2 separate regions of the Homo sapiens genome follow, and region 2 is linked to region 1. A link is an interaction called in ENCODE POLR2A ChIA-PET data of the cell type or tissue named here. Cell type or tissue: OCI-LY7. All regions are shown on one strand. Each heading gives the region's core, and the rest is flanking DNA. Links, peaks and the distances in the headings are about the cores only.

Region 1 (4,400 bases), core at 177-4,176:
GGCGACAGTATGAGACTCCCATCTCAAAAAAAGATAAAAAAGAAATGCAAAATGGTAGAGGCAGTTTTTAAAAAGTTTTGCAGTTTATTTTAAAACTAAACATACACTTGGCAGAGAACTCAGCAATTCACTACTAGATATTTTTACCCTAAAAATGTGAAGACGTGTCTGCACAAAAACCTGAATGCTTACAGAATTTTCTAAATAATAGCCAAAAACTAGAAACAAGTCAAAAATCTTTTAACTAGCAAATATATAAGCAGTTCATGTTATATCCATATAATGGGATAATACTAAGCAATTAAAAGAAAAAAAACAGTACACTCAACATCATCAGTGTATTTCAAAACATTATACCAAACGAAAGAAACCAGACACAAAAGACTACCGACTAAAGGACTCCATTAATATGAAATTCCAGAAAAGGCAAAATGACAGCAATGCAAAGCAGATCACTGGTTGCCAGGTGTTAGGTGTGAAGGTAGACACAGAGTATGAAGTGCTGGCAAAAGTGAACTTTCTGGAAATGTATCATATCTTCATTAGGGTGGTGACTGCACAGGTGTATTCATGTGTCAAAACTCATTCAACTACACACTTATGACCAGTGACTTATTTTATGCAAATTATAACTTAGTAAAGCTAATTTTAAACAAAATCAGCCTCTAAATAAAGGCAAGGAAATGGGTGGTTAACTTGGGTAACCATTTGTAATAGTGGTTAAGAACCTGACCTCTGAGCCAAATTGTCTGAATATAAATACTGGTACCACCATTATTAACCGTGTAACTGAGACAAGTTATATAACCTCTATGGGCCACATTTCCTCATCTACAAAATGGGAACTATAAGAGTATCTACAGCAAACAGTTGTTGTGAAGATTAAACAAGTAACGTAAAACCTTTAAAATAGTGCCTGGCAAATAGCAATTTATATTTGAGCACTTATTATTATGAGTATTTGTCCCAAACTAATTGTCAGTACAACACATTCCATCTTCACTTGAGTGGACTTGGCATTTATGAACGTTTGAGTTTCAAATATCTAAAAGAACCCCCAAAACAGTCGTAATTTTTACAAAGCCTACTTTGTCTCATTATCTCTATTTAGAGCCAAATGCCCATCTGTGAATTAATACTAAAGACAGAGGATTCCAATGCACTAGACACTTGAGCATGGATCATGTGTTCCAATTCTGAATTTGGGGAAAAAATGTACCACCCCAAACCACACAGATTAGGAAAGAAGGATGGATTCCCAATGGTTACACCAGAAATACAATAAACAGAAATCAGATCACCTACTGCATTCTATGTTTCACTTTATATAGAAACAGAGGCAAAATCAGTTCATAAAACTTAATTGTGAAAAATGAAAGGACAACTAACATATTTTAAGTATAAAGAAAAACATGTTACTCTCAGTGAATATATTGTTTGAGAAAGTACCAACCTATCTGAATAGAACTTGGCTCATACACACATAAAGAAAGAGGACAAAGAACAAGTAAGGTGGAGGGCAAAGACAAGTCTGCACAAAAACCTGAATGCTTACAGAATTTTGTCCTACATACAACATCACATATAAAAACAGATCAAGAACTTTAAAAACAATTTAGCAGAGTTTCACTACATTGCCCAGGATGGACTCAAACTCCTGGAGCTGAGACTACAAGCATGCACCATCATGCCCAACTTAAAAAACATTTTATTTGGTATACAGGTTGAATATCCCTAATCTGAAAATCTGAAATCCAAAATCATGCAAAATCAAAAATTTTTTCAGTGCCAACATGACTATCAGAGGAAATGCTCACTGGAGCATTTTGGATTTCAGATTTTTCAGATTAAGGATACTAACCTGGTAAATATAATTTAAATATTCTAAAATTCGAAAACAAAAACCAAAAAAACCCCTAAAATCCAAAACACTTCTGGTCTCAAGCACTTCAGATAGAGGATACTCACCCTGTAATACAAATTTTAACAGGAAAAAGACGATGGGCTAATTCCACCGTCAAAAAAGCCTTTCCTCCCAAGCTGTGGAAGTTTTCTGAGGAAAAGGGTAGCAGGTTAAAATAATTATATAAAATATGAAAAAATCACCATTAAGAAAAAACATACACATACAAGAAGGAAAAGTAAGCAACAAGGTTTAAGGCTACAGTTACTTTAATCAGTAACAGTTCTTAGATGGAACATATCCACCTATGTAATGTTGGCTCATTATCAGAAAAGGTATAAAGATTTGTAAAAGGAAAAGATAACTGCTTATCAACACATTCTTTAGTAATGAACTACTATTGCACAAGTACCTTCTTCTCAATTTATAGACTACAATTCCAAGTTAATAGTCTTCCTATCCTGTTTCATGATCATCTATTTTCTCTACCATTTAATTCACCCATAGAAGTCTCCTGCTACCATTGATGCTGATGCCCCACCATCTGATAGTCCACAGGTCTGACAGTACCAATAGGTCTGATAAAATATGACATCATCTCCTGCAGAGTATGTTTCATCATTGACATCCAAATGGCACATGTATTATAAAGCAAAAGAAGCATCAAGTTTGACTTTTGCAGATTCAAATAAGTTCTTGACAGATATTACTATAATAATATAATAAATGCTGGTTTATTCCAGTAACTGAACATGCTTTTAACAGCTCTTTAAATTATATTTAGTCCTATATTTATAAGCTCACAATGGTCTAAAAAGAAAAGTCACTTAAACTTTCCACTTTCCTATCAGAGGAAATTCAGTCCTATAATTCAGTGACTTTAAAAAAAATTTTACCAGTGTACCCAGTGAGAAATACATTCCACATACATTGCTGCACAAACTGTTACTGTCTTTATTACGACAGATTCTATGATACGTTCTAGTTCACTTTTTTTTTTTTTTTTTTTTTGGAGACAGGGTCTCACTTTGTCGTCCAGGCTGGAGTGCAGTGGTGTGATCATAGCTCCCTGCAGCCTCGACCTCACAGGCTCAAGTGATCCTCCCATCTCAGCTTCTTGAGTAGCTGGGACTACAGGCACAAGCCACCACACAGGCTAATTTTTGTATTTTTTGTAGAGATGGGGTTTCGTCATGTTGCCCAGGATGGTCTCAAACTCCTGGGTTCAAGTAATCCTCCTGCCCTGGCCTACCAAAGGGCTGGGATTACAGGCGTGAACCAAGGTGCCCACCCTCACTTTTTAATAGTCTGAAAAACAGAGCCACGTGTTTTTCAGACTATTAAAAATATCCTGGGATTACAGGTGGTGGCACCCGTCTCTAATCCCCGCTGCTTGAGAGGCTAAGACATGAAGATTGCTTGAGCCCAGGAGTTTGAGACTAGCCTGGGCAACATAGGGAGAGCCCTGTCTCAAAAAAAGGAAAAAAAAAATTGGAAACCAGTTATATTAACAAGAATGGTCAACAGGCTTCATTTTTAGTGCTAAAATGTAATTAATAGGTAATGGCTATATATTGTACTATGCATAGTCCATTAGAGTATTTAACATCTGCCATGGCACTAAGAAAAAGGAATGGTACTAACATCTGTCATGACACTAAGAGAGGCAATGATACCAGGTTATGATATTATAATTACACAGTTAAAAGCCATTCTTCGAATTAAATCATGAGCTCCTTAAGAAGAGAGAATCTTAGTTTAACACAAAATAGGCAGTCACATATTTACTGAATGGTAGATCTATTTAATGTAGATCCTAACTATTTTCTATCAAGCAGATGATTAAAAGTCAACCTTCTCGGCCGGGCGCGGTGGCTCACGCCTGTAATCCCAGCACTTTGGGAGGCAGAGGCGGGCGGATCATGAGGTCAGGAGATCGAGACCATCCTGGCTAACACAGTGAAACCCCGCCTCTACTAAAAATACAAAAAATTAGCCGGGCGGGGTGGCCGGCGCCTGTAGTCCCAGCTACTCGGGAGGCTGAGGCAGGAGAATGGCGTGAACCCGGGAGGCGGAGCTTGCAGTGAGCCGAGATCGCACCACTGCACTCCAGCCTGGGCAGCAGAGCGAGACTCCGTCTCAAAAAAAAAGAAAAAAAGTCAACCTTCTCATAAAGAGCTTACTATCTACATGCAAACGTATACTTCTGCTGCAAGAATGGCTGGGACTTGCAGAGGTAGAAAACTTCATTTGAGATAGCTGGAAAAGCTAATACAAAGGCAGTAGTTATAGAATTGTTTAAAAAAGGAGTCCGTATAAAAAACAGAAGTCATCTTTCAAATACAGACCAGACTCACAGTCTAGTTAAATGAACCGTAAGAAAATTTTGCAAAAAACAAAATAACAAAGACTTCCTCTGAATGTTGAAAATGTATCCAATGTCAAGCTAAATACTACTGTCCTGTATTAGATTCTCCATCAATAAAACACTGTTAAA
Region 2 (4,400 bases), core at 161-4,160, 1.2 Mb before region 1:
AACCTGGGAGGTGGAGGTTGCAGTGAGCCAAGATCGCACCATTGTACTCCAGCCTGGGTGACAGAGCGAGACTCTGTCTCAAAAAAAAAAAAAAAAAAAAAAAAATTATGGTGAAGGCTTTATAATTTGGGCTCAAAGGTAGAATTTGAAAGGCTTTATAATTTGGGCTCAAAGGTAGAATTTGTGTTTAGCATTTCATTCATTAACATTAAAATTAATTCCTACTTAAGTGAGGTATAGTGGTTGGCTGTACAAAAATTCAAAAGACCACTGTTAGAGGGATACTCAAGTTATTTCAGATCTGGCCCTACTTTGATGAACAGAACAATTGCTCCTACTTTTCTGTTTAACATAAGAGGAGAAACTGTGAATTAAGCTTCCTGGAAAACTGGACTCTTCCCTATAGGACCCACAACAATTGCTGCAGATGTTGTATATGGTAACAGTAGAAATAAGTGAAGTTGCCTTAATCTTGACCTAATGAAGACTGTTCAGCAGAAAATGTGCAAATAAAAATAATAGGTCTTCTTAGCATAAACATTTAGGTGTTTTTGAAAAAAATTCCTCGGGGAAGTGTTTTTCCCCCTTTTCTTTTCTTTTTCTTTCATTTCTTTTTTTTTTTTTTTTCTTTGAGACAGTCTAGCCCTGTAGTCCAGGCTGGAGTGCAATAGTGCGATCTTGGCTCACTGCAACCTCTATCTCCTGGTTTCGAGCAATTCTCCTGCCTCTGTCTCCTGAGTAGCTGGAATTACAGGTGCCCAAAACCATGCCTGGCTGATTTTTGTATTTTTAATAGAGACGGGGTTTCACCATGTTGGCCAGGCTGATCCCGAACTCCTGGCTTCAGGTGACCCACCCACCTCAGCCTCCCAAAGTGCTGGGATTACAGGCGTGAGCCACCGCGCCTGGCCAGCATTTACTTTAAAACATTTTCATAAAATGTTAAAATTTTAGATGGCTCTCCAAGAGACCAAACTGAAAAAAAAACATTTATTTCAGTATCATGATGAACATTATGAAAGGATCAGTCTGTTCACAAAGTGGAAATTGCTGTGGGTCCTGTAAGAGGAAGGCTTAGTTGCAGTCTTCTTTATTAGCAGGGCTCAAACATTCTGGGGTAGAACTTGAACCAGTGGGCTGCAGTTACAGGGAGAGAGTTGGTTCAGTTTTTAAGAACACTGAAATGAGCAGTACAATTGTTTTTTGTTTTTTTTTTTTTTTTTTTTTTTTTTTGAGACGGAGTCTCGCTCTGTCGCCCAGGCTGGAATGCAGTGGCAAGATCTCGGCTCACTGCAAGCTCCGCCTCCTGGTTTCACGCCATTCTCCTGCCTCAGCCTCCTGAGTAGCTGGGACTACAGGCACCTGCCACCATGCCCGGCTAATTTTTTTTGTATTTTTAGTAGAGACAGGGTTTCACCGTGTTAGCCAGGATGGCCTCGATCTCCTGACCTCGTGATCAGCCTGCCTCGGCCTCCCAGGGTGCTGGGATTACAGATGTGAGCCACCGCACCCGGCTGTACAGCTGCTCTCAAAGTGCCACTCTGTGCCTATCTGTCAGAGACTTTGGGGAGGGTCTCCCTGCTTTGTGAGTAACCTCAGTCAGTCATCTGGCTTGGGGCTCTAGAATGGAAGCTTTGTGCTTCCATGGTTTATTTATTTTTCTCTTTTTGTTTTCTTTTAAAATGCCGTACTTTATGCCACATCCTTTCATGATGTACATCAGGTGACTTACAACTTATGAAAACTTGACTTGCAGTGTTCATATTGCATTCTCAAGGTCTACCTCTCATTTTAGTTGTTAATTTGCTGTTAGATTTTCCCCCCTAAAATCTAATGCATCAGAGCAATTTTTAGAGTCTTAAAGACTTTTAAGGGACTTTTTCGCCTTAACTACCCAACGGTTTCAAATGATCTGCAAACAAAGCTCTAACCACTGGGCTATGAGCCATCAGGAGCCAGAAGACAGGGCAAGCAGAGCAGCTGGAATGCAGTTTCTCTACAGTCACCAGCAGACTGTGCTGGCCTGGCCATCTGGACATGCAGGAGATATGGCAGAAAACAGACAGAAGGCCGCTTGGCCAGTCCTCAGCAGACTGGGCTGGCCTGGCCCATCTGGACATGTGGGAGATATGGCAGAAGACGGACAGAAGGCCACCTGGCCAGTTTTCACCATTATTTGGATAACATTTTGCTGCTGTCAGCCAGGGATAGCTTCTTCACATAATCACCTCTCCTCTGTGTCTGGGTTCTCTCTGCTGAACTCATCCTGTGGCCTTCTGCCATCTCCACTGCATGCAGTCTGCATCTGCAATGATTTAGCCACACCTCTTCATTCACCAAGTACTTAGGGAGCACCTATTCTGTACTTGGCATTGGGCTTGGTGCTTGGGATAGAGTGATGAGCAAAAGAGATATAGTTCTTGTCTCCTGGAGCTTAAAGCCTAGTGGGCAAGACAAATAAATCCCATGTGTAAGTTGTCATTACAGTCCTATTAAGGGAAATATGAGAGATTTAGATAGGGGAGCTAACTTAGATGAGGGTGAGTGGGCCAGGGCTGAGGGCATGCTTCATTGCCATGTGAACTTGAAGCCGAGGCCTAAAAGGTGAGAGCCTGACGTGTTAAATAGACATCATCATTCTAGAAATATGATCTTTTCTTCCTGGGTTCCTGGTCCATATTTCCATTTTCTTCATGGCTCTCTCTATCATGGGTTTTTGGTCTTGATTTCTCCTTACTAGACTCACTGCCCTGTGTGAGTGGCCATGTGGGCAGGTTTACCTCAGCTAGTCTTTGAATTTGCCACCTAACTGTTGTCCTCAGACCACCCTGTCTGCTCCCCTCTCTGAGTCAACCCCCATTCTCCACCAGTTGGAAGTTTCTGTGTGAGGCTCTACCCCTTCATCAGATCCATCTACACAGAGTGAGTGCTGCTGTAACATCTAAAAATCTGTAAGAAGCATTTAGAAGGAGGATGGACTTTGATGTTATTCAAATCTGAATTCAGATCATGACTCTATTAGATGTGTGACCCCAGACAGTTTGTTGGATCTTTCCAAACCTCACTGTCATAATCTGTAAAATTATTGTTGGTGTGTGGATTAGAAATAATGTGTGCCAACTAGATGGCACATAGTTGGCATTCAGTGAAAGCAGCCATCGCTTGGTTGAGCTAGGAGGGAAAATAATGACTTGCAATAATTTTGGAACAGCAACTGAAGATTGGGTTTGGAGAAGATTTCCACACACTTTCTTTACCCTCTGTATGACTGTGATGTATGACTGTGATGCACCATGATTTGCAGGCAGAAGACAAGGCAGATGTGTTGAATAAAGAGCTCCTTTTGACCAAACAGAGGCTGGTGGAGACTGAAGAGGAGAAGAGGAAGCAAGAGGAAGAGACTGCCCAGGTAAAAGGAATAATATGTAGGCTTTTCTTTACAAAGGTATGTTGGTAGGGAATTAACACTATAAAAAAGAAGGAAAATTAAATTTCTTCTAAATCAAAGGTGATGTTAAAGCAGTAATGTAAGTAGTTGAGTGTACTTACTCAACATTTTTGTTCAACATTTCTGACATTTTTTTTTTGAAGGGTGTTAAAAGAGGAGGCAGTATTTCTACCCTTGAACAGCTTTTAGGAATTTGCCTTTACTGAGATATTTAGCAAGAGTGTTGAGTTTTCTCTAAGTTTAGTAACTTGGAATTATGATCCAAGAGCTTTGACAAATCTGCAAATTTTGTGTTGTATCTCCAAGATAATTGACTTCTCTGAAGTAGTTTATGAGCATTGTTAAACCGAAAGCCTACAGAGATCTCTGCTGGGAGTTGCCACACAGCCCCTGCCGCAATCAGTCACACTTCATTTTCCTGATTCACACCTTAAGCAGCATCAGTATTCCTGGCTAAGCTTTCAAACCTATTTCCTGGGGGAATATAAAGAAACATTTTGGGAACCAGCCTTGAAGTTAGCACCCTACACTCTTCATGGGAGCTGTAAGGCTAATTAGCCAGAAAATGCCACCAGTGCAAAGCAGTATAGGATAGGGGCAGAGAGGCCTATGGGCCCAAGGAATTGGAGCTTTCCGCTTCCCCAAGGAAGAACATGCTGCTTCATCAGTGTTTTCTACCCCTGTCAGTCCCAGCCAGGGGCCTGACACAGATTAGATTATGAGTCAGAGTTTCATCACAAACAATTGAAGTCTTCTGCCAAGAGTGTGTTTGAATTTTACTAATGTAGCTAACTTATAAAGTGAGGAAGCATCTCAAATCGTGATTAGCTTATTTTAATGAGTTTCATTCTGAGACATCAGTAATACTAAACTTAAAGCACAGCATAAAGCATTTCAAGGATCTACATCCAAGCAACCAGAAAAAAAGTTCCACTAAAGTTACATGTGGAGG

Evidence for each region. ChIA-PET counts read pairs that join two places held together with the same protein. Peaks named below come from ENCODE experiments on the same cell type or tissue, not always from the same donor. Only the 100,000 strongest peaks of a DNase experiment are listed, where the experiment ranks them.
Region 2: POLR2A ChIA-PET joins it to region 1 with 5 read pairs; 2 of 35 experiments call an interaction of 5 or more read pairs at or near these places.

The regions. Positions count from the first base shown.
Region 1 is chr1:176,199,293-176,203,692 of GRCh38, forward strand. All of the region lies in intron 1 of COP1 (COP1 E3 ubiquitin ligase), which reads right to left. Among named protein-coding and RNA genes, the nearest start is that of COP1, 5.8 kb to the right of the region's middle. In OCI-LY7, for the core only: no CTCF peak of the experiment used is centred there; a DNase peak (open chromatin) is centred at 4,089; H3K4me3 peaks cover 2,651 bases; H3K27ac peaks cover 2,098 bases.
Region 2 is chr1:174,972,774-174,977,173 of GRCh38, forward strand. It overlaps RABGAP1L (RAB GTPase activating protein 1 like), which reads left to right. Exons shown (of 26, transcript NM_001366446.1): 22 at 3,305-3,409. Among named protein-coding and RNA genes, the nearest start is that of RABGAP1L-AS1, 21 kb to the left of the region's middle. In OCI-LY7, for the core only: no CTCF peak of the experiment used is centred there; no DNase peak of the experiment used is centred there.